Regions from separate parts of the Mus musculus genome. Here region 2 is linked to region 1. The links are chromatin loops, found by intact Hi-C in ENCODE. Cell type or tissue: heart. All regions are shown on one strand. Each heading gives the region's core, and the rest is flanking DNA. Links, peaks and the distances in the headings are about the cores only. Region 1 has its middle 21 kb from the start of 4930518C04Rik. Region 2 has its middle 30 kb from the start of 4930518C04Rik.

Evidence for each region. Hi-C counts contacts between places; a loop is a spot of excess contacts. Peaks named below come from ENCODE experiments on the same cell type or tissue, not always from the same donor. Only the 100,000 strongest peaks of a DNase experiment are listed, where the experiment ranks them.
Region 2: a loop joins it to region 1, with 2.4 times the contacts of the local background. A loop is called at or near these places in 2 of 42 quality-filtered maps.

What each region holds. Positions count from the first base shown.
Region 1 is chr14:103,870,153-103,885,910 of GRCm38, reverse strand. No RefSeq gene overlaps it. Among named protein-coding and RNA genes, the nearest start is that of 4930518C04Rik, 21 kb to the left of the region's middle. In heart, for the core only: no CTCF peak of the experiment used is centred there; no DNase peak of the experiment used is centred there.
Region 2 is chr14:103,921,234-103,936,991 of GRCm38, reverse strand. No RefSeq gene overlaps it. Among named protein-coding and RNA genes, the nearest start is that of 4930518C04Rik, 30 kb to the right of the region's middle. In heart, for the core only: no CTCF peak of the experiment used is centred there; a DNase peak (open chromatin) is centred at 7,481.

The sequences.
Region 1 (15,758 bases), core at 4,693-12,692:
ACACCCACTTCACAGTTTTTCAGTTGTTATTTTCAGAGTCATGATCAAATGCTAACTGTAGTGAAATATCTATCCCATTATTCAGGAAAGCTCACCTAACTGCACGAGGGCCTTTAAGGAATGTGTTTAAATTGTGTTCTTCATCTCGTATTCTGACAGAACTTCATTATTATTATTATTATTATTATTATTATTATTATTATTATTATTATTACCATCATCAAGTCAATACTGGCTTTAAAGAACCATTTCTCACCCTTGCAAGTATGGAATTATCCATTTGTACAAATTCAAACTGCCTTTTTTTTTTTTTTAATAGAAATAGCAATGGCCATGTAACAAGGGAGCAGAGGGAGGGAGGGCGTACTAACTGCTTTAAATACATCACTAAGAACGTCAGAGCATTTCCTTGCCATTCACCCAGCTATCTCTAGGGAAACACGAGCTCTGTGACACACTTACTTAAATTCCTGTCATTGTACTCTGTGTGTCAGTCTCTGCAGACTCAGGCTTACAGTCTATAGCCAGGGTTATCATCCACTGGGACACATGCTGCCACTGTCATACGGCTAATATCAATGACTTCTTTCCCCTTAGAACAGAAGAGACAAGAGATGTATGAACTCAGCAATAAATCAGAGTGAACCCAAACAACCTAGCGGTGGAACAAATCCTAGCTGGAAAACCAGAAATTTCCAAAGGAAACAATATTAAATATAAACCCTTTCCTATGTGTTGATAGCTGTATTTGTTTCAAATCTCTAAGTCATTGAAAGTGATGACATATCTCACTTTAGAACATGCCAAATGCATCATTTCCTTCCCCTTGCCTACATCCCGCCCCCCATACACACAGTGAAGAAAAAGTTGAAGACAGCGTTCTCCAAGATTACACTCTGGAACTTTAGTTTGGTTTATCTGAATGAAGGTGTCTCCTCTATTCCATTCAACAGTGCTTTCTCTGTGAGAATTCTGCATCTGAATTCTGTTGATAGCTCTACATATAAAAGACAGATATTGGACGTCATGCAAGTCTTGTCTTAACCAGTAGTGATTTGGTCATGTGTCAGGATTCATGCATCTTACTTTCATGAGAAATAATGGATTGCACCAGTTAGTAGGAAAACCTGGCCTTCACAGTCTGATGATTCCACATGTGAATAGAAACTGATCCTGACTCTGACGCCTCTACCTGGTGGGCAGCATGCTTTGGAGTATTTTCTTAAAGGTTGAGAGTAAATGTATAGGAAAATAACTGACAGAAACAGACCTTTCGTGGGATGCTTTTATTAATATCTTTAGAAGGTGGGCTCTGCTAATTATTTGCAGTAGCCGCAGGTGCCAGGTACTTCAAGATCTGTCTGTGTTCTTAATTCTGCCTCCTGAGCTAACTTGAGGTTCCCCAAGTATGACTAAGGGAGTCTATATTGTATAGGTCTCTTATCTGCAAGTCTCTTTCTACAGAGCCCTGTTCAGATGTCTGCTGATGCCGGTCATTGGATGTCAGCACTACCTTTCTTTCTAGATTCTTTTGTGAGACATTATGCCATGATCTCACATCTCATATGTGTCTGAAGCCACCTGCTAACTTTTCAGCTCACCAAGTCATTTTCTGATAGTAAGAATAAGATCGATGATAGCAAACCCTTTGTAAATGGTTAGAGCTCAAACCAAAATCCACATAACAGTCTTGGCAGTCAATATGCTTATTAGTTTTAATATAAAAAAAATCACTAGCAACTACCTTAACATTATTTGTATGTGTATGCACATGTGTTTTCATTTTTAACAAGATCAATTTCAAAAGTAAAAATTTGCTATGCAAATAGTCAATAAATCTGTAACCGATGGGAGGAAGATGTCACTACAGGGACAGGGCTTCTACTTTCAAATAACATTCTAAGTTAAAAGACATTGTGGTCAAAGTTTTATCCAAACATCCATGAAGCTATCCAACAGCTCCATCTCTTAGAAGGTTTAGTAGTTGTAAGTTTCCCTATCAAAAAAAGCAATTACCTATAATTCTTTCATTCTGTACCATGGGCAGCTATAGCAAAAGTCCTTTGTTACTTGCTTTGTAACCCAGTCTCACAACTTAGTAAATAGGAGAAACCCATCCTAGCTTCCAGGACTGGCTCCCAATAAGTAAGTAAGACATGTTGATTCTCTAACACCCAGGCACAGGGACTAACTTACTATTCACTAAAATGTGCCCTGACTCTTGCTCCTATTGCTTCTGCTACCTAAAGCAGTGCCTTCCCAGACCCTCTTCCTCTCTAATAATAATCTACTCAACCTTGAGAGTTTCCATCACTGACCTAGACAGTTTTCTTGTTACATACTTACCGCATCTGCTCTTCATCAAAATTTACGCATACCTAATTTACCTTAGCCTGTGAGTGCCAATTTCTTTTAAGCTTAGACATTGTGCTCTATACATTGTAAACATTTGTCAGTCTGACTCATGGAGGGAAAAGGCTAAGCCTGTCCCAGGAGCTGTGAATTACTAAAATTCATTGAGTTACATAATCACAGCATTAGCAAGAGCCACATACATCCAGAGTGACATATTAGACCCATTAGGAAGTAGAAGCCATTAATAATGAGGTTCTTACCTTACATTGGCTCAAAATCCAAGGAAAATTGCCCACTAACATCCTTTAAGTGGCATTCCCCTTGGACAAGCACTGCTACAGTCAGACTGATTGGTCATCCTCTCCAGCTGTATAACCTCTAAACTTCTCCATATGGTTGGGAGCTTTGCATTATGAAAAGCAAGGTTGAAACTTTAAAGATCCCACTTGATAATCTGTCATCCAGTCTGTTTAATTAAGTGTGAAATAAGACAGTTTGCCCATAATCTTGGCTGTTTAGATTCTGCTAAGCGGTTGTTTAGCTTGAATCCGACCACCTACTAGGTTAGAATCGCAGTTTCTTAGATCTTCAGTGCTTTCCTTTGTTGTCCTTGATTTTATTTCAATACATAAAAAATACACAGTAGTATAGAATCTAGCAAAGTCTGTCTTGGTACATTGAAATATTCTAAAAAAAATTTATGTATCTTCTTCCACATTTTTAAAATGACAAAGAATGTGCTTTCTGAACTCAAAATAGAGGGTATGTTTCTGATGCTAAAGTCTGGAAGCAAACAGTAAAGCTGAAAATGTCCATGAAGAAAAACTAGGCATTGAAGGGGAAATAGAAGCTTCCAGGAGGAAAAGCCAACAATAATTGCACCAGGAGTGGAAAAGGCTGGAATAGAACGTGATAAAATGTAAGGCAGCTTTGAGGTTTTAAAAGTAGCAAGTGCAGTCGGCTACTTTAAAAACACTAAAACTAAGAAATGCCTGTCTAAGATGGAATTAATAAAACAAAACTTAAGGACTATTTGTTAAGTGCTTATGCTGATAGGTCACCACAATAAGTGAACAATTGCACAGGTCAAGAAAGTGTCCACAAAACAGTGAACATGCCCTGAGGGCGTTACAGGGTCCTAAGAAACCTCTGCTGCAATCCCGACCGCCATTTAGTAACCCAAAACTAACTTTCAGGCTTCTTAGTCTCATTGGTTTTAAGACCTACCTGGGCTTCTACTCTGACAAGCTATGTCAAAACTTACAGGTTCAAACTTGTACACGTAGCAGATGTAATTTGGGCAAGTAACTCCATAGGGTAACTTTTTTTTAATCTTTTCTTTTCAGACATGTTAATAAAGAGTGGACTTCGTAAAAGAAGATTATGGTACTGGACTAGACCATAAGAACCACAATACACAACAAGAGCTTAAGGAAGAATATAATTTCTAGTTCAGTCTCATATTGCTTTACATGGCAAACTGACCATTGCCCCCAAAGAAAGAAATTTATAGTAGAAATACTAGTCTATAACATATGATCATATCTTTATACATGCATATTTTCAAAATAAGACTGTTTATTAATATTGGGAGCATAAAATAAGTTTCATATTGTTGACTATTGTAAGAAAAGATTTGTAAATTTAGAAAACAAGATCTCAGTATTTCCTAAAATATTTGCTTTCTAGAAATCCTTTTTTCTCCTGACTCAAATCATAAAGTACAAATCATTTACTAGAAAAACACCAACATTTTAGTTTATCTCTAGATTCAAAAATATGTGTAAATATAGTCAGGTTGAAGGTTGTGCATATTTTTAATTATTTACATTATGACACTTCTCTGGCCATGATCTGCTTACGGCTGCTATGATAAATGATTCAAAAAGTCTTGCTTGCAATCCCACCAGCAATGGAGGAGTGTTCCTCTTTCTCTACATCCTCGCAAGCATCTGCTGTCACCTGAGTTTTTGATGTTAGTCATTCTGACTGGTGTAAGGTGGAATCTCAGGGTTGTTTTGATTTGCATTGCCATGATGACTAAGGACATTGAACATTTCTTTAGGTGCTTTTCAGTCCTTCAAGTTTCCTCAGTTGAGAATTCTCTGTTTAGCTCTGTTCCACATTTTTTAATAGGGTTATTTGGTTCTCTAGAGTCTAACTTCTTAAGTTCTTTGTATATATTGAATATTAGCCCTCTATCGAATGTAGGATTGGTAAAGATCTTTTCCCAGTTTGTTGGTTGCTGTTTTGTCCAATTGACAGTGTCCTTTGCCTTACAGAAGCTTTGAAATTTTATGAGGTCCCATTTGTCATCAATTCTTGTCTGGCAGTTTCTCAGAAAATTAGATATAGTACTACCTGTGGACCCAGCTATACCACTCCTGGGCACATACCCAGAAGATGCTCCAATATGTAATAAGGATACTATGTTCAGCACAGCCATATTTATAATAGCCAGAAGCTGGAAAGAACCCAGATGTTCCTCAACAGAGCTATAGATATAGAAAATGTGGTACATTTACACAATGGAATACTACTTAGCTATTAAAAACAATGACTTCATGAAATTCCCAGGCAAATGGAAAGAACTTGAAAATATCATCTGAGTGAGGTAACACACTCACAAAAGAACACGGTATGTACTCATTGATAGGTAAATATTAGCCCAAAAGTTCAGAATACCCAAGATTCAATTCAGAGACCATATGAAGCCTAAGAAGAGGTAAGACCAAAATGTGAATGCTTCGGCGCTTTTGAGAAGGAGGAATAACATACTCACAGGAGGAAATATGGAGACAAGGTGTGGAGCAGAGACTGAAGGAAAGGCCATCCAGAGGCTGCCCCACCGGGAGATCTATCCCATATACAGCCACCAAACCCAGACACTATTGTGGATGCCGGGAAGTGCTTGCTGACAGAAGTCTGATATGGCTGTCTCCTGAGAGGCTCTTCCAGAGCCTGACAAAGAGAGGCAGAAGCTTGCAGCCAATCATTGGACTGAGCACTGGGTCTCCAACGGAGGATTTGGAGAAGAGACTGAAATAACTGAGGTGTTTTGCAGCCCCAAGAAGGGGGCAATAGTGTCAACAGGCCACACCCCTGATGTTCCTGGGAACTGAACCACCAACCAAAGAATACACATGGAGCAACCCATGGCACTGGCCACTTATGTGGCAGAGGACAGACTTGTTGGAAATCAGTGGGAGAAAAGACCCTTGGGCCTGAAGGTGTTTGATGCCTCATTGTTAGGGAATGCCAGGGAGGGAAGATGGGAGTCGGTGGGTGGGTGGAGTAGCACCCTCATAAAGGCAGGGGGAGGGCAGATGGGATAGGAACCTGGAGGCAGGAGCTGATGTAGAGGCCATGGGGGGATGTTATTTACTGGATTGCTTCCTCTGGCTTGCTCAGCTTGCTTGCTTATAGAACCCAAGACTACCAGCCTAGGGATAGCACCACCCACACTGGGCCCTCCCATCCTTGATCAGTAATTGAGAAAATGCCTTACAGCTGGGTCCCATGGAGGCATTTCCTCAAGGGAGGCTCCTTTCTCTGTGCTTGTGTCAAGTTGACGCACAAACCCAGCCGGTACAGCATGGTTCTTTTCAAGTTTTCCTATTCCATGCCTGGCCTCATTTTTCCTGCTGAAGAAAATTTTTCTTCATGTATAAAATAGTTAAATGATTTTTGAGAGAGAAATGTGCTCACAAACAAGGAATCTTGGGAATGTCATAAAATACTAGCGACTTAACAAGAGAGAATATTGACAGTGGAAGAACTGAAGAGCATCCTGCATCCAAACAGCTGGGGAGCCTCATGAATGCTCCAATCATTTCCAGATATGCATCTCCCTCAAAATACATAAGGTCAGGATGGAGAGGTTGCCCAGAGTTTAGAAGCACTTGTTGCTCTTGCAGGGGCCTGCCTTCAGTTCTCAACTCCTGGTGACTCACAACTTCCCCCAACTCTAGTTCCAATGTATCCACTTTCCTCTTCTGGCCTCCACGAGCACGGTGCCCATGCAGACAAGCAGGCAGCCCTACATACACATAAATAAAAATAAATATTTTTGAGGGCATTGAAAATACAAAGCAACCATGCTATTTCTTAAAATCTTTCTTCTAGAATTGATTATGAGTACCTATTAAGAGTTATGAAGATAACCAATGATCTACTCGGTGCTCATCATGATAAATCTCTAAGTAGCTTCTTAAATCTCTTCACTTTCTGTCATTTCTGATTCCATTCCTCGTCTTCAGTGAGAGTTTTAAGTTTTGTTTGTGGTTTTATTTAGCAATTACTCTTCATACCAGTTCTAGATCATATCATCCAATGTATTGCTGATTCTTCTTTTTCTATTGTTTTTATTGAAAATGATTTTAATAAAATATATCCTGATTATGGTTTCCCTCCTAAATCTTCCTAGATAATCCCTACCTCCATTCCCACCAAAATCCAGACCTTTTCTTTCTCTGCCTTATTAGAAAACAAGTAGGCATCTAAAAAGTAAACTAAGACAAAGTCAGAACAACGATATTAGAATATGTAAAAACAAACAAGAAAAAATTCAAAGAAAAAAGACAGGAAACACATACAGACACAGAGACACACATGTTCACACACAAATCCCTTAAAAACACAAAACTGGAAGCCATAATATATATGCAGAAAACCTGTAAGGCTAAAAACTCTAAAATGCTCCTTCATAGCAGCAGGGAACAAATAACCTCTGAAAACATCATTGAGGTCAATTTGTGTTGTCCCTCTACTGCTCAACACGGGGCTTGGATCTCAGAATGGTTTGTATACCCATTGAGACTTCATTGTGAGATTGAAAAAAGCAAAACACCCTATTTTTGGCTTTGCAAGCAGTTATCAATTGGAGATAACTTGTGTGAGGGATGTGAGCCTGTGTGCACTTCCCCTCTCAGCCCTGGGGTCCCCTCTGGATTAGATGCTTGCAGATCCTGTGCACATTGCTGCGGCCTATGTGAGTTTACGTGTGTGTCAGTCCTGCTTCTTTAGAAGGCCCTGTTTCCTTGGTATCTTATATCTCTGCTGACTCTTACAGTCTTTATACCTCCTCTTCAGCAGGGTTTCCTGAATTTCAAGGGGAGAGATTTGATAGAAACACCATTTAGGACTGGGTGTGTACATTGTTCAGTTGTGGTCCTCTGTACTTTTTCCCACCTGCTGCAGAAGAAAACTTTTTTGATGATGTCTGAGCAATGATCTATGAGTATAGCAGAATGTCATTAGAAATCATTTTATTGCTACGTTCCCAGCGCAGAACAGTAGTATTTGGTCGTCTTCCCCTTGATCTCTGACCCATCTAGTCTCACATTCTTGCCACCCAAGCAGTGTCAGGGACAGGCTCCATCTCATGGAGGGGGCTTTTGCTGACACTTCTAACTCCCTTATCCTGAGCTCTGAACTCACATCTCCACTGTTAAACTGAATGTCACACCTGTATATTTCCCAAGCACTACAAATTAAGCTAATTAACGACTAGGCGAACTTCATCGTTATCCCAGAGTTTCCATGTTTCCTCCCTGAATAATATCAAAGACGTCAGCACACCATTAAGATCCCACTTCTCACTCTCATCAGCTCACACCCAGATATCAGGCCTTGAATCCACCTGCCGGTCACCTGAGCAGCCCCCGGCCACCTTGTCTAGTACAAAGTAAAAGTCATGTGACCACAGACGCAGACCACAATCTTTACCCAGCGGCACCCTGTGCCTTAACAGCTCCTTCTCCAATGCAGCTCCTCCTCCCATGCACATCTGCCCAAGCTCCATCCACTATTTTCCTGATACATGAATGTGTTCATGCTCCCTGCTGTTAGTCATATGCTTTCCATAGAAAAATGGCAATCCCCTTAACTTGTGAACCTCTAGTCCAGGAGCCTCATGTTAGCCTTTTCAAACTGATTACACTCTAAAGGCCATTGTTTATTTGCCATCCACTTCATACTGAAAATAAGTTGCTTATATGCCGTAAGGGATTTTATAGTCAAGATTCATGTCAAGCTGCGCTACTTCGTTTTTTTTTTTTTTCTGGAATTCTCTGTATATTCACCTGGAAAGCCTGTGTTCATCCGTTACAGTTCAGCTCCATTAGTAATGTCCCTGTGAAAACTGTCCTACATGCATCACCAACTTTATCTGCTTCCCTGCTGTAGACTCAGTGTCAGAGCCTAGCAGTATAGCATCTGCAACTCAGAGTTCAGTAAATACATGAGGCATGAAGAAATGAATAACTGACTATCTATAACAAGAATAAATATCAGCAGTATACACTCCAAAAGAACATAAGACTGTACATAAGAATTATAAGGCCAATGCACTAACATAACAACAACAACAAAAAAAAAATCTAAGGAAGTGTGTTGCATCATTTTGTTTACATCTAAATAGTTTCACTGCTTTATCACATTTAAAAGCTACACAATATTTTTTTAAAAGTAGGAATCCTAAAATATCTTTAATGTCCAAAGCAGTCTCATTTGTAACTTCACTGAGTCTTCCCAAAAAGTTGGTTGAAAATGTATTATTTCAACAAATACACACACGACAACACCAAACCTCATAGAAGTTGGATAGTTTGTTTATAATTTATAAATTGAAGAAACCAATCTCACTTCTCCTCACAAGAATAAATGTTTCCTGAGTTAAATATTGAAGTCTACATTATCTGTGATATCTAATGGTGTTTGGGAATAGGCATGGGTTGTTCGTGTTTTAGGATTGTCACAAAAACAAATAACTCCAAAAAAGGGTATTTTGAAGAGCTGTCAAAATAGCCCATGTCATCACAGTTTCTTAAATATACATGGCTCGTGAATGAGGAATATTTGTTTGTTTCAGTATTTGGCAAAACATAAAGGTTTGTCTTTTTGGTGTCATGTGTCCCTTACTTGGTCTTGACAGATTTATTCCTACTAGTTTCTCTCCAAAGATCCTTTTACTTCCTGGTTTATTCAGTTGTTTCAATTATAAATAGAGTGAAATTATATTCAAAATTTGCACAATTAAATCACTAGTTGAGCTGTATCTAAAAAGGGGATGGAGAGAAACACAGCTTTGGCAAGCACCAATTATTGAACTATTCACTTAGTCTTTTTCATTTGAGCTATAATAATTGTCCTTTCCAACACTCGTGTCAATAAAAGCCAGGCAAAGAAGTTAAGAGTGGACAGAATGATGCCATGTCATCCCAGGCCAGACCAAAACACTTGTGAGCCTAAGAGTAGAGACAGACAGACAGTGGTCTCAAGCTCTGGGTCCACCTTTCCCTCACTGCAATCTATACATTCCCTGAGACTTAGCAGTCTCGCCTTTAGTGACACATGAGCAATTACCGAAGCTCCATGGGTTTTTATGTGACTTTAATAAATTGGAGCAGTGGAGAGTTAATCTTGGCCTAGGCCTCTCTACCACAATCCCAGCGGTCAGGAGACAGAAGGAGCAGCACTTAAGTCTCTGCTACAGCGTGGGCAGAAGATTAGTCTTGGCTAAATTATGGTCCTGCCTCCAACAACAACAACAACAACAACAACAACAAAAACCTAAGAAGTTAAGATGTGGATACATCATTAACATTTTACTCAACACGTGGAGAGTATTTTTATTATTATTTCTATTATTAATGAATCCCCTTAAATAAGTCATAGGAGTCCATGTACATTTGCTCTGATAAACTCAAGCAGGGCCAGCTACTGGAATTCTGGAAAAGAGAAAAACCTGTTTAGGTATCTGGTTTGGTCTGGAGTCTCTGCATATCTTTGACCCACAATCCTCGTGTCTTCTTCTCATGTGTAAAGGCTTTTCAGCCCTCCTCTTTAGAAGCAGTGCTTGGAGTGGGGACACTCTGGCTTCTTGACACTCTTGGGTCTATCCCTACCATGCCGTCCACTTTCTTCCACCTTTTCTCTGATGATGTGACCCACCTAGAGAGTTACCTTTGGGTTAAGCTGAGTTCTTACATGACTGTTTTATTTTATATATAAGAAACAGAATTGAACCTTCTAAGACAGACTTGCTTGCTTATGAATTAATATCTCGTGCCACAGAAACCTGTTATTTCATAATTTGAGCTACTCTATTCTATGCTTATAAGTAGAGATAACAATTAATGAGCAAAGGCATATTCATATTCAACAGTAACAGGAATAAGTTAACTCTAAGTGTTCATAAGTAATCATCTTGTATTTTTAAGAGAGGAATTATGTATACTCCATTTTTTCTCTATTTTTTTCTTCAGCTTTTAGATAATAAAACTACATAGATGATACTAAGAAACTGCAGGGGCTGGAGAGATGGCTCAGCGGTTAAGTGCACTGACTGCTCTTCCAGAGGTCCTGCGCTCAGTTCCCAGCAACCACATGGTGGCTCACAACCATCTGGAATGGGATCAGATGCCCTCTTCTGGTGTGTCAGAGGACAGCTAAAGTGTACTCAAAAGTAAATGTATAAAAATAAATTAGTGAGGAAGGAAGGAAGGAAGGAAGGAAGGAAGGAAGGAAGGAAGGAGAAGGGAAGGGAAGGGAAGGGAAGGGAAGGGAAGGGAAGGGAAGGGAAGGGAAGGGAAGGGAAGGGAAGGGAAGGGAAGGGAAGAGGGAGGAAGGGAGGGAGGGAGGGAGGGAGGAAAGGAAGGATGGAAGGAAGAAAGGAAGGAAGGAAGAAAGGAAGGGAGGGAGGGAAGGAGGGAGGGAGGAAGGAAGGGACGGATGGAAAGGAAGGAAGAAGAAAAGAAAAATAAAACTGCACAATTTCCAAAAGTCAACCAGAATTACTCAGTTATTTCTACTGATGCTTATCTCATAAAATTATATAGTATTCTGAGTTTTCTTCATCCAGATGTTTTGTTTTATTCAAGTTTTATTAGCAAAGAACAATTTACTGTTGCATTTTGTGACTAAAAACTTTGTATAGTGCCACAGAATCCACGTAGTACACATTGAAAATTCAAAACTGAGTTCTTAGATAACAAGCGAATTCACACCTAAACCTTTCTAGGAATTTTCACAAGCTCCTGATGGTAAAATGCTCTATTTTATTTCTGTAGACAAAATCTTCTCCATATGATGATCTTTTGTAGTCTAAAATGTAGCATGCTAGGATTTTTGTCCCCTTGATTTATCTAAAACAGTGCCACCCACTCATAAGGAAGCGTCCATTGGAAAGGACTAATTAAGACTGGACATGAGAGAGACCTTCTGAGGCGGCGCCATCTTCGGCTCCAGACAACCGGCCACCTTCCTGGCCAAAGCAACACAGCTTCTGGGAAAGATCCTGTTTTGGGCCTTCATCTTCAGCCAGGAGGAGGTCCAAACACCAGATAACTGTGCACCTTCCCTGAAAGAGGAGAGCTTGCCTGCAGAGACTGCTCTGACCACTGAAACTCAGAGGAGAGAGCTAGTCTCCCACGTCTGCTAGTAGAGGGTAACAAAATCAACAGAGGAACAATCTCTAAACAAAGACAACTATAACAACTAACTCCAGAGATTGCCAGATGGCGAAAGGTAAACGTAAGAATCCTACTAACAGGAATCAAGACCACTCACCATCATCAGAACCCAGCACTCCCACTTCGCCCAGTCCAGGGCATCCTAACACACCTGAAAAGGTAGACCTGGATTTAAAAGCATTTCTCATGATGATGGTAGAGGACATAAAGAAGGAATTTAATAACTCACTTAAAGAAATACAGGAGAACACTGCTAAAGAGTTACAAGTCCTTAAAGAAAAACAGGAAAACACAACCAAACAGGTAGAAGTCCTTATAGAAAAACAGGAAAACACATCAAAACAGGTGATAGAAATGAACAAAACCATACTAGACCTAAAAAGGGAAGTAGACACAATAAAGAAAACCCAAAGTGAGGCAACGCTGGAGATAGAAACCCTAGGAAAGAAATCTGGAACCATAGATGCCAGCATCAGCAACAGAATACAAGAGATGGAAGAGAGAATCTCAGGTGCAGAAGATTCCATAGAGAACATCGGCACAACAATCAAAGAAAATGGAAAATGCAAAAAGATCCTAACTCAAAGCATCCAGGAAATCCAGGACACAATGAGAAGACCAAACCTATGCATAATAGGAGTGGATGAGAATGAAGATTTTCAACTCAAAGGACCAGCAAACATCTTCAACAAAATTATTGAAGAAAACTTCCCAAATCTAAAGAAAGAGATGCCCATAAACATACAAGAGGCCTACAGCACTCCAAAAAAACTGGACAAGAAAAGAAATTCCTCCCGACACATAATAATCAGAACATCAAATGCACTAAATAAAGATAGAATACTAAAAGCAGTAAGGGAAAAAGGTCAAGTAACATATAAAGGCAAGCCTATCAGAATTACACCAGATTTTTCACCAGAGACTATGAAAGCCAGAAGAGCCTGGACAGATGTTATACAGACACTAAGAGAACACAAATTCCAGCCCAGACTACTATACCCAGCCAAACTCTCAATTACCATAGATGGAGAAACCAAAGTATTCCACGACAAAACTAAATTCACCCATTATCTCTCCACGAATCCAGCCCTTCAAAGGATAATAACAGAAAAAAACCAACACAAGGACGGGAACCATGCCCTAGAAAAAACAAGAAGATAATCCCTCAACAAAACTAAAAGAAGACAGCCACAAGAACAGAATGCCAACTTTAACAACAAAAATAACAGGAAGCAACAATTACTTTTCCTTAATATCTCTTAATATCAATGGTCTCAACTCCCCAATAAAAAGACATAGACTAACAGACTGGCTACACAAACAGGACCCAACATTCTGCTGCTTACAGTAAACCCATCTCAGGGAAAAAGACAGACACTACCTCAGAGTGAAAGGCTGGAAAACAATTTTCCAAGCAAATGTTCTGAAGAAACAAGCTGGAGTAGCCATTTTAATATCGGATAAAATCGACTTCCAACCCAAAGTTATCAAAAAAGACAAGGAGGGACACTTCATACTCATCAAAGGTAAAATCCTCCAAGAGGAACTCACAATTCTGAATATCTACGCTCCAAATGCAAGGGCAGCCACATTCATTAAAGACACCTTAGTAAAGCTCAAAGCACACGTTGCACCTCACACAATAATAGTGGGAGACTTCAACACACCACTTTCTTCAAAGGACAGATCGTGGAAACAGAAACTAAACAGGGACACAGTGAAACTAACAGAAGTTATGAAACAAATGGACCTGACAGATATCTACAGAACATTTTATCCTAAAACAAAAGGATATACCTTCTTCTCAGCACCTCACGGGACCTTCTCCAAAATTGACCATATAATTGGTCACAAAACAGGCCTCAACAGATACAAAAATATTGAAATTGTCCCATGTATCCTATCAGACCACCATGGCCTAAGACTGATCTTCAATAACAACATAAATAATGGAAAGCCAACATTCACGTGGAAACTGAACAACACTCTTCTCAATGATACCTTGGTCAAGGAAGGAATAAAGAAAGAAATTAAAGACTTTTTAGAGTTTAATGAAAATGAAGCCACAACGTACCCAAACCTATGGGACACAATGAAAGCATTTCTAAGAGGGAAACTCATAGCTCTGAGTGCCTCCAAGAAGAAACGGGAGAGAGCACATACTAGCAGCTTGACAACACATCTAAAAGCTCTAGAAAAAAAGGAAGCAAATTCACCCAAGAGGAGTAGACGGCAGGAAATAATCAAACTCAGGGGTGAAATCAACCAAGTGGAAACAAGAAGAACTATTCAAAGAATTAACCAAACGAGAAGTTGGTTCTTTGAGAAAATCAACAAGATAGATAAACTCTTAGCTAGACTCACTAAAGGGCACAGGGACAAAATCCTAATTAACAAAATCAGAAATGAAAAGGGAGACATAACAACAGATCCTGAAGAAATCCAAAACACCATCAGATCCTTCTACAAAAGGCTATACTCAACAAAACTGGAAAACCTGGACGAAATGGACAAATTTCTGGACAGATACCAGGTACCAAAGTTGAATCAGGATCAAGTTGACCATCTAAACAGTCCCATATCACCTAAAGAAATAGAAGCAGTTATTAATAGTCTCCCAGCCAAAAAAAGCCCAGGACCAGACGGGTTTAGTGCAGAGTTCTATCAGACCTTCAAAGAAGATCTAATTCCAGTTCTGCACAAACTATTTCACAAAATAGAAGTAGAAGGTACTCTACCCAACTCATTTTATGAAGCCACTATTACTCTGATACCTAAACCACAGAAAGACCCAACAAAGATAGAGAACTTCAGACCAATTTCTCTTATGAATATCGATGCAAAAATCCTCAATAAAATTCTCGCTAACCGAATCCAAGAACATATTAAAGCAATCATCCATCCTGACCAAGTAGGTTTTATTCCAGGGATGCAGGGATGGTTTAATATATGAAAATCCATCAATGTAATCCATTATATAAACAAACTCAAAGACAAAAACCACATGATCATCTCGTTAGATGCAGAAAAAGTTTTGACAAGATCCAACACCCATTCATGATAAAAGTTTTGGAAAGATCAGGAATTCAAGGCCCATACCTAAACATGATAAAAGCAATCTACAGCAAACCAGTAGCCAACATCAAAGTAAATGGAGAGAAGCTGGAAGCAATCCCACTAAAATCAGGGACTAGACAAGGCTGCCCACTTTCTCCCTACCTTTTCAACATAGTACTTGAAGTATTAGCCAGAGCAATTCGACAACAAAAGGAGATCAAGGGGATACAAATTGGAAAAGAGGAAGTCAAAATATCACTTTTTGCAGATGATATGATAGTATATATAAGTGACCCTAAAAATTCTACCAGAGAACTCCTAAACCTGATAAACAGCTTCGGTGAAGTAGCTGGATATAAAATAAACTCAAACAAGTCAATGGCCTTTCTCTATACAAAGAATAAACAGGCTGAGAAAGAAATTAGGGAAACAACACCCTTCTCAATAGTCACAAATAATATAAAATATCTTGGCGTGACTCTAACTAAGGAGGTGAAAGATCTGTATGATAAAAACTTCAAATCTCTGAAGAAAGAAATTAAAGAAGATCTCAGAAGATGGAAAGATCTCCCATGCTCATGGATTGGCAGGATCAACATTGTAAAAATGGCTATCTTGCCAAAAGCAATCTACAGATTCAATGCAATCCCCATCAAAATTCCAACTCAATTCTTCAACGAATTGGAAGGAGCAATTTGCAAATTTGTCTGGAATAACAAAAAACCTAGGATAGCAAAAAGTCTTCTCAAGGATAAAAGAACCTCTGGTGGAATCACCATGCCTGACCTAAAGCTTTACTACAGAGCAATTGTGATAAAAAACTGCATGTTACTGGTATAGAGACAGACAAGTAGACCAATGGAATAGAATTGA
Region 2 (15,758 bases), core at 2,961-10,960, 53 kb before region 1:
GACACTAACACTAGACATGCTAACAAGGAAGGGTGAAATTTCACTGGGCCTCAACCATAGACAAATAATTACAGGCAACTAAGGAATGATGCTGAGAACAGGAAAATAGTTTTCCCCAGGGAAAAGCACACTAACTGGTGATCCAACACCTAGTGGTTAACCCTAAAAACATCTATCTAAGAAACATTATTACATTACTCAGACTGAGCAAATTATATATATATATATATATATATATATATATTCTCTATATATGAAGATAGATATTAAACAATTAAGTAAGGGTTATGAGAAGGTTCCTATTATCTATTATTTAATTTTCAATAACTTTTCACAAACTCCTGCAAAATTATTTTTCAGCTAGAAATCAAAGTTAGTATCAAACATTGATGAATTTGCTAACTAGAATATTGTATTGATGTATTGGTTATAATACAATAAATTAATCACTAATGCAAACAATTCTAAAACTCCAAGATATTTTGTGTTTAAAATTCAAGTAAATAAAGAATAAAGTATGCATACTTACCTGGTAACAAATCTAAAAAAAAAAAAAAAAAGAAAAAAAAAAGAAGAAGAAAGAAAAAAAGAAAGGAAGCAGAGGAGGAATTAGTGTCATGTCCTCACAGTCTCCGTTTAGCCACTAACTTCAATTAACTTTAATATTATTTCATCTTGAAGACTCATTATTTCTCACATATTAAATGAAATGAGATATTTGGTAAGGTGGAATTGAAATAAATATTAATATTAATGACAAAATTAATAATGATTATGCAATTAGTAAAGTTTCTTCCACTTCCAAACCTTGTCTGATTTTGTGACTTTCATGGACAGAATGACTTGGAAGTCATTAGACACAAGTTAGCCGCCATCGCTCATCTTGTGCAAGATTGCAATGTCAATCTTTGTGCGTTATCACCTGCCTAGCTGTCCAAGCACACAAACCTATGGAGATACACACAACAATAACTGCTTGAAAGGAGATGGAAACTTAAAAACGTATTTTAATAGCAGCCCCCCTTTCTCTGCCTTCATTACTGCTTACATTTTCAGAAGCAGTGCTTGCATCCTTACCAGGCCTTGTGTACTTCTTGTCTCCTCTCTATGGCTCTTCACTGCATTACTAGCTACAGAAAAAAATCAGTATCTGCACCAATGAATATCTGAATCAAACAAAATTCAAACCAAATGCTGTAACTACAATTTGTTCAACTAAAAGGGAGGGTCTGTCATGTTGCACATTTTGATTCGTTACTCATGGGCTGCTCTGTGGAAGGCAATGACTCGCCACTGGGGCTGAAAAAAACAGCTATTCTATTCAGTTAATAATCTTAGCAGCTAACACCTGTAAGCAAACACCCTTAAGGGCAAACCCTGATACTAATACACTTTCATAATGTCTTCTCATTTATTTTCTGTCAAAACTTTATGAGGAAAACCGAGCATGCTCAGTAGTATTCCTGCATGTCATTTCAATTTCCACAACCTTGAGCCATTTTCCCTTCTTGAATTCTTATCCTAAGCATTCTCAGGAATGCATGCCTCACCTCAAAGTGCTTTCTTGCAGGGTTGTGTATACGGTTTATTAATAAACCCTCAACAGCCACATTTGTGTTATTTGAAAAGGTCATTGATTTGGAAAATGTCTTATCCTCTATTGCAAGTGACTGCTCCTGCTCTCTCTCTCTCTCTCTCTCTCTCTCTCTCTCTCTCTCTCTCTCTCTCTCTGTGTGTGTGTGTGTGTGTGTGTGTGTGTGTCTCCTTTTCCCTCTCTCTTCTTGTTCTTCTTGTTCTTGTTCTTCTTGTTCTTGTTCTTCTTGTTCTTGTGCTTGTTCCTCCTCCTCCTTCTCCTCCTCCTTCTCCTCCTCTTCCTCCTCCTCCTTCTCCTCCTCCTCTCCTCCTACTGTTCATTTGATGCTGCACTCCCCAAGATGCATATACTTACAATTTAGTAAGTTAAATAACTCAGCTGGCACAACTATGGACAGCTGCAGAGCAGTGAGAGGTGGTTTTTTTTTTAGCTCACATGCTTGTGTTTCATTGTGATAACAAGTGCTTTTAAATTAGAATTCAAGTTACAATAGAAGTTTTCCTTCATGTATAGTTTAGAGTATCAGTATTTGGGGACCAGGCTGGGAAACATTGATAATAATCATCATCTAAAAAAAAACATGCAGAAATAAAAAATGCAGAATAAAATCCAAAACAACTATCAATAGCCTCCTTTCTTACCACACTCAAGATTGCATGTCTGCTGCATGGCTAATGGCTAACGCAAAGGCCAAGCAAGTAGTTAATAACTGTCGGGTATGTTCATTTACCAAAATGCTTAGATTCTCTTACCACTGAGATTAAGTACTAAGTATCTAAAAATATAAGTGAATGAGTAAAACTTGGCAGAGTACTCTACTGATACATTAGTGAATAACAAAGTTCATGTCACAGATGTACCAAATTTTGGGTTGCTCTCTTTTGATCACTTAAACACTTTGAGGAAACACCTACTTTAAATTACTCATGGAGACTCTTAAATTATGATATAAGAAATCTTTCCTTAGAAATTTACAGTGCTTGGATCTGGAAAATTGGCTTTTGAACTTGAATTAATTAGAAAAGTATTTAGGGCTTTGGTTTGGGTTTCTTTGAGGGGTGTTTTTGTTTGGTTGGTTGGTGGTTTGTTTGTTTGTTTTTGTGGAAGGGACCACTCTTGTCCATAGACTAAAATGAAAGAAACTCTTTTAAAGACTTGATGTGTTGGGGATAGGAAGAAAGACAGGCCAGGGGTAAATCTGTGTCTAGGAATTTGGGGGGAAGAACTGAAAATCCACTGAAGAGAGAGTGGGCGCCTCTGGAGCAGTCTGGGCTCATTCTAGCTGGATTCTATTGAAATACCTGTAACCACCAGGGAAGCTGGAAGGATTTTCCCCAGAAGGTCCCTAGGTGCAATGCTGAGTGAATGGCCTTTGCCTTCTCATCTAATAAAGATCACAGATAAAGGCTATTGCCCAATATCTGAGTATGTCCACTAATCTCAATAGAACTACAACCTTTCCAGTGTGATAAAAACCAAACAACCGTTGATACAAATAGTTACCAAAGTAAGGCTTTGACGTTTTATTAATCCTCAGACCCAAGTTACATATGTTTGAGAAAGTCCTTTGTCTCTTCTCAGAATATGACAGCTTTTTATTATCTCTGTCTCTTAAACCTTAAACATTCGCTCTTTTTCCCTCCCTCCTGATGGTGAGAGCCGGTGCTTCTGGCATATTTTATCTATTTATTTGGCATTTTCCTTGACGTTTCCCAAGTAATAACACCCAGTAGCAGAGACAAATGAGGAATCTGTACCTTCCTTTTCCTTAGGGCAAACCAAGTGCAAATAGACTTGTAAGGAAAAAACTCGGCAGAACGGGACAATAAATAACGGGATAAAATGTAGGCTATAGTTTCCCAGTGCTCTCAGAAAATTCCAGGCCAGACGACTGTTCTACTCAGACTGCTCAAAGCTTTATATCAGGATCTTTCCCACTAAGCAAATTCGATACTATTTTCTTTGATTTCAAGAACAAGACCAATAATATTAAGCTAAGAATACTTTATTTGGTAATGTTAGAGAAAAACATTTTTTTGTTTGTTTGTTTCATGTAGCCTGAGGGAGGGCTGTCATTTGCACTGTGGAACAGTGGTAGATGATAGCTGGGGACTCGAATGAGCAGAATACCCCACCTATAAAGAACCATCTTGCCAAAGTGTCTAATAAAGGATCTCTGTGCCAGTACACCTGGGATGAGCAGACACATCTAAACATGCAACATGGTTTGCTTGAGTCAGAACCTCCTTATACAGCTTGGACTGACCTGGAAGAGACCTCTCCTCCAAAAATTGTATGCCAAATTCTTTGGAGCTTTTCCTCCCGACCCTGGGCTTTATTTTTTCCCCTGTGATCCATAGACTCTGCCCACAGAGAAGGTGCTTGCCCTGATATCTGAGGTCCCTACCAGCTACAGTAACACCAAATATACCTTGTTAATTGATGCAATAATAGACTTGTAAGCACACATGCCCCTTAGCGGATTGCTGATTCTATTCCAAGTGTTTAATAAACTTCATTTCATTTATTTCTGAAGAAAAGCAGTGAGTTTTATTCATTTCAGAGGTATAGCTATCAACATTGATTGCCTCGAAACTGCTAATAGAAGATAAACAGAGCTTTCGGTTCTAATGAGTCCTGACTGGATCCTACCATTGGTCCCAATCAATAAGCAAGACTGCATGAGACTCAATCAGGCAAGAGTTTTCTGTGAAGGACTGTGAGTTTACTTTATTTCCATAACAAAACTCTCCTCACTTCCCATAAAGCCTGAGTCTTAGCATAATAAATTATGAGTCAAGAAAATAAAATTGTGATACAATGAGAGTTATTTTTACAGTACATTTTTAAATAGTTTCTTCAAGCCACCTCTCTCCATTTCTCCTTTCCTTGTTGTGAGTCTTAATATACAACACCCTCCATAGCTCAGTGCTCACTCAGCCTCGGCAGGGAGGGATATTTTTGGAGGATGTGTAGTGAACTAAGGGCTGTGGGGAGGGACTTCGGATTATAGGACAGTCTGCTTTACACTGTGGCTGTCAACTCACTGATCTCTGAGCCGTGAGCAGGCAGCTTCATACCCCAAACACCTCCAGCTGGCTCTGTTCCTGCAGTCACACCTGTCTGCAATGATGGACTGTGCTCCGTAAATTACGGGCCAGAATAAACCATTCCTCCCTTAAGTTGCACTTGTCGGGTAGTTGGTCGCAGTGATATGAAATTTCATCCATGTATTTATGTAGACCCCTTAGCAATCCCACTGTCTCTTCTCCTAACTCTATGCACATCAGTCTAGCACACACACATACACACACAATGGCTCTTAATTTCTTCTACTGTCCCAGGCAGCTTACACTTTAACTCAGTTTTCAAACCTCAAGAAGTTGGTTCCTTGGTTTGTTTGGTTAGGTTTTTTTTTTTTTCTTTTTCTTTTTTTTTTTTTTTGTGAGAAGGAAAGAAAAAGAACTCAGATGATATTGTGCTTCTTTAAGAAGCATGTCATCTCTTGCTTCTTGGGGGCATTCTCTTGGGAGTTTCTGTCTCAGTCATCATCAAAGTTATCTTCAAAACAAAGAATTTTCCTTCATGGGACTGGGGGAATTGGAGAAGAGTAATAGATTCTATTTCTTAGAAAAAAATTTAAAAATCCTCTCTTTATCATTTTTCCATACATAATTTAACCAGCCACTGAATTAACTCTTAAGATTGACTCTACCTGGGAAGAATCCATAAGAAATGATGGCATGCTAATACTTATTAGGTATCAAACATTAGGTCAGTGTGCTTGCTTAAAGTGACGGTCTGTAAAATTCAGACTACAGGGTGGATCTTCTCCATTTCCTGTAGATGGATGACCCAAGAATGGCTTTTACATTTTTTTTTTAAAGATTTATTTTTATTTATTATATGTAAGTACACTGTAGCTGTCTTCAGACACTCCAGAAGAGGGCGTCAGATCTTGTTACAGATGGTTGTGAGCCACCATGTGGTTGCTGGGATTTGAACTCTGGACCTTCGGAAGAGCAGTCGGGTGCTCTTACCCACTGAGCCATCTCACCAGCCCGGCTTTTACATTTTTTAATAGCTGTATTTAAACAGTAATGCAGGAATCTACATAGCAGTCTGTTCTGTCCAATGGCCCATCCTTGGTTTACTCTGATTATGGAGTCCAGTCTATTTTCTCACCGTTCTCTTTTCCCTATAGTCTCAGCTAATAGGCCATTAGCTTTTCATTGGCATGAGATGCCTCCATACAATATACACATGTGTGCATGCATGTGTGTGTGCGCGCACGCACACACATACACATGAATATTCACAATAATAATTTTTAAAAACTAGCACAAGTATTAGTAACAAGACTAGAATGCAATTTCTATAAATAGAAACTAATTTCCCCATAAGGCTTTTAGAATTTCAAGGAGAATATTATTTCACAGGTTTATATTTTCTGAACACCTGGTTACCAGTGGTGGCCTTGGTTTGGGAAATTGTAGACACTAGTTAGCAGGGCAGGTGGGTTGCTGATGATACACTTGAACAGTTGTATCCATTTCTTGTTCTGGAACTCTCCACATTCTTGTCTGTTACTATAATAAAAGCTGCTACATACTCCTGCTAACATGACCTATTCCACTATGGAACCTTGTCCTTCCTCTGGGATACAATATTCCCTCGGAAACCAGGAGCCAAAATAAACCTGGCACCTCTCAAATCGTTTCTGTCCAGTACTTGGTCACGGTGTCAAAAAACAAAAAGTAACAATTACAGAAGCCAGCTTCTATTTATTACTGGATCAAAGAGCAGATTACAAAAGATTCCATGTTCTAGAATTTAGAAACATTATCTTTTGCCTTTCTTCCTCAATAAAATTAAAATATGTTTTAAAAACTTGAGTACATCGAAGCTGTAAATGTTGATAAGAGCTGAATGTAAGAGAAGAGATAGATGCATTGTTAAAAAACAACAACAAAACAAAACAAAACAAAAACAAACTTGGCAAGATCTGGAGAAGACACTCAGAGGCAAACAGAATTGAAGTTCCCCCTGGGAAGTGGGAAAAACGATACAGGTGAAAAGTCCGGAAGACTCTTTAGGGGATTGAGAAACAGGCACTCAAAGTGAAATGAGTGCCCATCGGTGAGCTCCATGGCTAAACAGAGGGAAGGGCGAGAGCAATGCTGAGCAGAGAAAGATGGGTCCACATAGCACTTGACTACTAAGGACCAGCCTCCAAAAAAGTCACGTGATCCAAGAGTTCGTGGTGAAATGAGTTGAAGCAGAGTGGGCCCGAATGGGGCCCTGTTCAGGTGTCACCTTGCGCAATTCAAACTTTATTCTATGGACATTGGTTGACAATAAATAGTCAAGGAAAAGATTGGGGGGTGTATACAATTTTAAATAGACAATATGATGAATGTCGTTCTAGTGTGAGACAATCGTAATAAGCCTTTAGCTAGGATTGCAGAAGCGATACTACCAATCCTTTGAGGAAGCTTAGTTTCATCAATGTATTTCAGATCTAACTGAGATAAAACAAGGCATTTAAAAGGAGAAAAAAATCAGTCCATTGGAAAAAAACCTTATCCCCTGAACTTTCCATAGCATATTTGACCTGTCACAGAGACTCTAATTTGTATCTTCTGGGGTATCTAGGATTCATTTTGAACAATAGTTTGGAGACAATAATTGCATGTATTACTTAATGTCTGACAGGTCAAGTGCATGGAAAAACTCATAGGAGGCAGTTTCCTTTTGGGCCATCTTTTTTCCTTTTATTAAAAATAGCTTTTTTTTTCTCACATGATATATCCTGACTACAGTTTCCCCTTCCGATATGCCCCCACCCTGGTTCCTCTCCACCTACCCTCCCATCTGTGTCCACTTCCTTTTTGTCTCTCATTAGAAAACAAACGGGCTGAAGGATCACAATAAAATAAACAAAGTAAGATAAATTAGAATCTGTCACAGCGGAATTGGCCAGGGCAAACAGAAGGAAAGGAGAATGACGGAAGGGCACAGGAGTCGGAGAAGCACCCACTCTCACACACATGAGTCCTATAGAAACACTAAACAGGAAACCATGTATACACACACACACACACACACTATACATTATGTATACATATATGCATACATAAATATTATACATACATATACAGAGACAGACAGACAGGCAGGCAGGCAGGCAGAGACAGAGATAGAGAGGAGACCTAGTGCAGCAGAACCGCTCTAAGCTTATTCCTGACTGCCTTACAAATAAATGAGACTCAGACTGTGATTAGTTAGTTTTGACAATTACTGGAGGGGGGACCCCTAGTCTACTGTTCTACCTACCAGTCTGGCTACCTCTCCAGCGGTTATACCCCAAATACTTGCTGTTTCTCCTGGCCATGTGCTCACCATCCATCTCCCCTCATGGTGACTTCCTCCTCTCTTCTTCCTCCTTCTCCACCTGGTCTCTCTTCTCTCCTCTCTCTTCTCCACACCCAAGCAGGTAACTCCAAACCTGCCTGTCCGTGATCCCTCCAGTAACTGCCTGTAGCCAATTTTATTTAGCCAGTAGTTTTAAATCAAGGAACAAGGTTTGCACAGCAAAAGCCTGTAAACATAAACATTCACTCGTAGGCCTAGACCTTCCCATTGGGCACAGAATTCAGCATTAGAACACAAAGCAGCAGACCAAACCTCATCTACCTAGGGCAGACCTGTGCAGGCCCTGGGCATGCTACCCTCCTCTCTGTGAGTTTGTAGGAGCATGATCATATTAATTTAGAGGGTCTTTTTCCTTCCTTCCTTCCTTCCTTCCTTCCTTCCTTCCTTCCTTCCTTCCCTCCCTCCCTCTCTCCCTTCTTCCTTCTTTCCTTCCTTCCTTCCTTCCTTCCTTCTTTCCCTCTCTCCCCCTCCCTCTCTCCTTTCCTCCCTTCCTCTCTCCCTTCTTCCTTCTTTCCTTCCTCCCTTCCTTCCCTTCCTCCCTCCTCTCCCCCTTTTTCCTTCCTTCCTTCCTTCCTTCCTTCCCCCTCCCTCCCTCCTCTCCTCTCTCCCTCCCTCCTTCCTTCCTTCCTTCCTCCCTTCCTTCCTCCCCCTCCTTCCCTTCCTTCTTTCCTTCCTTTCTTCTTCCATGTCCCAGATCTCACTCTTCTGCCTCCGCTTCTGTGAGGTTCTGTGAAGGAGGCAGTTTCGTGATGTAGACAGAGATCATCAGGATATGTTTTCACTACCTATACAGTGTTCTCTTCTTACACACGTTCGCGACCGGCCAGGAAAGACACAACAAACCGTAATCTTCTGCGGCAAAAGCTTTATTGCTTACATCTTCAGGAGCCAGAGAGCAAGAAGAGCAAGAGCAAGAAAAAGAACAAGAGCAAGAAAGCAAGAGCAAGAGAGAGCAAGAAAGCAAGAAAAAGAACAAGAAAGCAAGAGAGAGAAAAAGAATGGCAAAACCCCGTCCCTTTTAAGGAGAATTATCCTCCGCCTAGGACGTGTCACTCCCTGATTGGCTGCAGCCCATTGGCCCAGTTGTCATCACGGAAAAGGCAGAACACATGGCGGGAAAACTGCCCCTGCACGTGTGCAGATTATGTTTACTACTTAGAACACAGCTGTCAGCGCCATCTTATAATGGCAAATGTGAGGGCGGCTTCCCACATTCTCTGTGTACAATAGAGTGCCATTTGTTAAAATACATGAGAAGATATTGAAGCAATATGAGATTTTTAACTTAATTGATATTTAATTTTAAATTTTAATTTAATATTAAATCATCATAAATATATAGAGTGGTGGTTAATTTTATGTGTCAACTTGACTCAGCTAAGCGATAATAAGCATCACATCTGGGTGTGTCCAGAGGAGCAAAGCACCTGGGTTGGCTTCAGTGAAAATAGGGCCATCCAACCCATTGAAGCCTAAATCAAACCAAAGCTGGAGAAGTCAAGTTAACTCTTTCGGATCCAGACACTTATCGCTTCCTCCACGAGCATCATTACTTCCAGGCTCAAACCTCAGTTAACCTCACACCTGCCTCCTTTGTACATTCTCAGACCTGTAGACTGTGGCTAAGCATACCACACATCTTCCAAGAACTCTGCTTCTCTGATGGCATTAGAAAGTTCTCACAATCTCATCAAGTGTATGTATGTGTAGACAACCCATTATTTTTCTCTCAAGAACCCCAATATGTGTTCTCATGTAGAAAACTATATTTCATAACAATTTGAAATTCACTTCATTTGCAGATATTATTTTAATATCATCAAACATTAATTTTATATAAGATAATAAAACTATCAAAAAACTACCCCTTTAATAAAAAAGATATGAAGAATGTATCCCTTCACCCCAGTGCAAATGTTTTTATGATTAAAATGAAAAGGGAATGAATTAAATATTCAGTGTTCAAAGTTACAAAAGAAAATTAGTTGAAAGCTTAAGCAAAGTAGGGACAATGAATCATCAGTAAATTTCAAAATATGAGAAAAGAGAAATCTGTGTAGATAAGGTACTTTAGTCTTTATCTACTATTGCATGGCATGAAAAAATAGCTTGCCTATAGGTGGAACAACAATATGAACTAACCAGTACCCCCGGAGCTATTGACTCTAGCTGCATATGTAGCAGAAGATGGCCTAGTCGGCCATCACTGGGAAGAGAGGTCCATTGGTCTTGCAAACTTTATATGCCTCAGTACAGGGGAACATCAGGGCCAAGAAGTGGGAGTGGGTGGGTAGAGGAGTGGGTGGGTAGAGAAGTGGGGGAGGGAGGGTATGGGGGACTTTTGGGATAGCATTGGAAATGTAAATGAAGAAAACACCTAATAAAAATAACAATTAAAAAAAAAGAAAAAATGGCTTGACAGTTTTCTTGACTAAAAGGCACAGTCGTCTACATAAAGTTTACAGAATTAAACATGTATCTCACTAAGTACAAACTGAGTTAGATATTCTACTTCAGAGCTCTTGCATTAAAGGTGGTACAGAAGACCCACGTGACCATGCATGGGAAAGAAATTACATGAACACTAAGTACCTTGAAAACAAACAGCAAATGATGGTTTCAAAGTAAATCCTTTTTAAATTGCTTTTTATTGTACACTGTTGTGTCTGTGTACTGAATCCCATGGAACTGGAGTTGTGAGCTGCTATGTTGGCGCTGGAAACTGAACCTGGGATCCTCTGGAGAAGCAACCAGAGCTCTTAACCACTGAGCCATCTCTCCAGCCCTCAAAATAAATCTTAAAATAAAAGTTATACTAATTCATGTTTACTTAACGATGAGATACACGGTAGGCAATGCCAAGTTGCATTTATTAAGGAAGAAGCAGCTATAATTGCAATTGGTAGGAGCAAATATTTGTATTGTCTAGTAAAACACTTAACATGTCAACATTAATAATCATTTGGGAGACTAATAACAATGACAGAGCCCCCGCCCAAAGCCCATTTTGAATGGCTGATATTAGAATGATTACCAATCATAAGTTCTAAAAATCTATATGTATTTATTTTTATGTGCACATGTAAGAATTTATGTGCAGGGAACGCACCCATGAGCCTTCAGGACTAGAAGAGGGTATTAGTTCCTCATAGATCTTGAGTTATAAGTGGTTGTAAGCTGCCATATAGGAGCTAGGAATCCAACACAAGATCCTCTGCAGGAGCAAGGCACTCTCTTAACTGATGATCTATCTCTGTGGCCTCCCAATTATGTTTTGGTAAGAAAATGCTTCTCTTGCATTATTGGTGGAACTGAATATAAGATTTTTACAATTATTTTTTGAAATTATATCATTTCCCACTTTCCCTTTCCTCCCTTCAATTCCTCCCATGTACTAACCCTTTCCACTTCTCTAACATTGCTCTCAGGTATTTGACTATTTCTCAGATCTATAGTTAAGATGCATGTATTTCGCTCTATGGGTTTATCAATAAAACTTTATTAGCTATCCTTGCTTTGATAAGCTACCTGGGAGAAGCAACTTACAAGCAGAAAGCTTCTCTTGGCTCAGTTTTGGGGGCCCTCAGGTCATCATGGAGGAAAAGTGCTGTGGTATCAACAGTTCGTTCCTGTCCACAGTAATGAGAGCTTACAGCTGCGGGAGACAGAGAAAGGGACAGAAAAGATTATATAACCCCAGAATCCTACTTCCTCCTGCTAGTCTACACATCTTCAGGGTCTCACAGCCCCTCAACCCAGAGTCTCCACCAAGGGTTCAAAGACATAAGCTCCTGAGGGCTATTTCATAGTCAAACCATAACAAACCTGACTTTTATAAATATACATTCAAGTTGAGGCTCTATCTATATATGAGCATATTCCATATAGTAACTTCTCTTTTAGACATTAAATTTTATTAGCCCAAACCATCTCTCTTTTTTTGGAATAATTTTAATTGGCAAAGAAAAACAACCTAGTCTCTGGGATTTCCTAAGGATTCTCCACCACCACCACCACCACCACCACCACCACCACCACCTCCACCTCCACCACCACCACCACCTCTACCACCACCACCACCACCACCTCCACCTCCACCACCACCACCTCCACCACCACCACCACCATCACCACCACCTCCACCTCCACCACCACCACCTCCACCACCACCACCACCACCACCACCACCTCCACCACCACCACCACCACCTCCACCACCACCACCACCACCACCTCCAACACCACCACCACCACCACCACCACCACCACCACCTCCACCACCACCACCACCACCTCCACCACCACCACCACCACCACCTCCAACACCACCACCACCACCACCACCACCACCACCTCCACCACCACCACCACCACCACCACCACCACCACCTCCACCTCCACCACCACCACCACCACCACCACCACCACCTCCACCACCACCACCACCACCACTACCACCTCCACCACCACCACCACCACCACCTCCACCACCACCATTCATTCTCAAGCCCCCCCACCATCTCTCTTTTCTTTCCCCACACTTGACCCTGCCCATCCTCCTCCCTCTCCCCTCTCCCCCTCCCTTCTCCCCTCCCCCTCTCCTTTTTCCCACCCACTTCACTCCCTCCTTCTGCCTTCTATGACTACATTGTTCCCCCTTTCTTTTTTTAATATTTTTTATTACGTATTTTCCTCATTTACATTTACAGTGCTATCCCAAAAGTCCCCCATAACCTCCTCCCACCCTCTACCCACCCACTCCCACTTCTTGGCCCTGGCGTTCCCCTGTACTGGGGCAGATAAAGTTTGCAAGACCAATGGGCCTCTCTTTCCACTGATGGCCGACTAGGCCATCTTTTGATACATATGCAGCTAGAGTCAATAGCTCTGGGGGTACTGGTTAGTTCATATTGTTGTTCCACCTATAGGGTTGCAGATTCCTTTAGCTCCTTGGTTACTTTCTCTAGCTCCTCCATTGGGAGCCCTGTGATCCATCCAATAGCTGACTGTGAGCATCCTCTTCTGTGTTTGCTAGGCCCTGGCATAGTCTCACAAGAGACAGCTATATCAAGCATCCTCACTTGGGCCTTCCTTTTTTAACTTTGTTGGGTCTGTAGGGTGTACCATGGGTATTCTGTCCTTTATGGCTAATATCTACTTATAAGTGAGTACATGCTTTGCATGTCCTATTGGGTCTGGGTTAACTCACTAAAAATGATATTTTCTAGTTCTACCCAATTACCTACAAAATTCACGATGTCCTTGTTTTTAATAGCTGAATAGTGTTCCATTGTGTAAATGAACCATATTTTCTGTATCCATTCTTTGGTGAAGAGACATCTGGGTTGTTTCCAGTTTCTGACTATTATGAATACAGCTGCTATGTCCTGAAGATCTAAGATGGGGGAGGCTCCCAGGAGTCAATATGGGTGACCTTAGCCTAACAGTGGGGACATGGAACCTGAAGAGGTTGCCTCCTGTAGCCAGGCAGGACCCCTAGTGGAGGGATAAAGACTCAACCTTCAACAAAAACTTTGTCCTGCCTTAAAGAAATACAGGAACAAAGATGGAGCAGAGGCCAACCAATAACAGGCTCAACTAGAAATCCCATCCTAGGGGCAATGTCGTAGTCTAGTCGGGGTTTCTATTCCTGCACAAAACATCATGACCAAGAAGCAAGTTGGGGAAGAAAGCGTTTATTCAGCTTACATTGTTCATCACCAAAGAAAGTCAAGACTGGAACACACACTGGTAGGAATTTGGAAGCAGGAGGCCATGGCAAAGGCCATGAAGGGGTATTGCTTACTGGCTTGCTTCCCCAGGCTTGCTCAGCTTGCTTTCTTATAGAACCCAAAACTACCAGCCCAAGAATGGCACCACCCACAATGGTCCCTCCCACCTTGATCACTAATTGAGAAAATGCCTTATAGCTGGATCTCATGGAGGCATTTCCTCAAGGGAAGCTCCTTTCTCTGTGATAACTCCAGCTTGTGGCAAGTTGACACACAAACCCAGCCAGTGCAGGTAAGCACCCTGACATTATTAATGATGCTCTCAGAGTCTGAGCCACCAACTAAAGAACAGACGTGGGCTGGAAAGAGCCCCCCCACCCCCACCCCAGCACATATGGAGCAGATGAATAGGTCAGTCTTAATGTGGGTTCCTAAGAACTGGAACAGAGGCTCTTCCTCAAGCTGTAGCCCAACTGTGTATCTCTTCCCCAACAAGGCTGCCTCATCTGGCCTCAGTGGGAGAGGATATACCTACTCTGGCAGAGACTTAATGTGCTATGAAGGGGGAATATCCAGAGGGGTGCCCACCCTCTCAGAGAGGAAGGGGAAGGGAGGGGGCAACATTTGGGATGTAAATAAATAAATAAATATTTTTCAAAAGAAAAACAAATTCATATAACTTTGTTTTACTTTTTAAGAAAAATTTTTGATCTCATGCCTAGAAAAATATTCACAACAAAATACAAAACCACCCAGTCCCGGGAAACCTGACCAACTCCATCAAGTGAGCATTGATCCACTCATAAGAGTGTAGTCCCCGTGATCTAGTTCCCTTCCTTTAGGAACCACCACACTAACAACTGGAACATGCTTCTAACACATTCCACCCAAGCGGGTAGGAAACCAGGATATAAAAGGATCACAGAAGAGTAGAAGACACTTGGCAGGCACAGCAAGACATCCTATTCTTAATGTGTTTCAAGTCCTGATTTTAACAGAGTCAATGAGCATGTCTCCTAAAATGTTTATTGAGTCAATTGAAACATCCACTAAGAAGATGCAGAACAAAACGAGAGCTCTTAAGGTTTATGGAGAAACAAGTTCCCTAAACCAATATATTGTAAGAATCACAAGGAAATAGGTAAAGGTGACCACATAAGGACATGCATGACAGGAACCTAGCATGGCACCCCTCTGAGAGGCCCAACCAGAAGCTGGAAGAGCCAGATGCAGATACTTACACCCAACCAATGGACAGAATTCGAGGACCCCTGTGGTTGAATTAGGGAAAGGATGGAAGAAGCTAAGGAAAAGGGCGACCTCTTAGGAAGACCAGCAGTCTCAACTAACACCTGAGATCTTTCAGCCACCAAGCAGGCAGCATACGCCAGCTGACATGAGGTGGCCAACACATATACAGCAGAGCACTGCCAGGTCTGGCCTCGTTGAAAGAAGAAGCACCTAACCCTGGAGAGATTTGAGATCCCAGGGAGGGGGAGGTCTAGTGGGATGGGGGATGGGAGGGACATCCTCTTGGAGACAGGGAGGTTGGGGGATAAAGGAATGAGATTAGGGCCTGTCAGATGGTAAACCAGAAGAGGGTTAAGGACTGGACTGTAAAAAATGATTTAATAATAATAATAATAATAAAAATAATGCCAAGTTTTAAAAGGGGACATCAAGTCTTCCTCATAAGGAAGTATACTGCTGGTTCTAAAAAGTCCTGTGATTGCTCCTGTCTAAATGAAATAAGAGGCAAATTGTGGAGCAGAGACTGAAGGAAAGGCCATCCAGAGAGTGTCCCACCTGGGGATCCATCCCATATACAATCACCAAATGCAGACACTATTGTAGACACCAAGTGCTTGCTGACAGGAGCCTGATATAGCTGTCTCCTGAGAGGCTCTGCCAGAGCCTGAACAATACAGAGGCAAACGCGCTCACAGCCATCCATTGAACCAATCATGGGGTCCCCAATGGAGGAGTTAGGGGAAGTA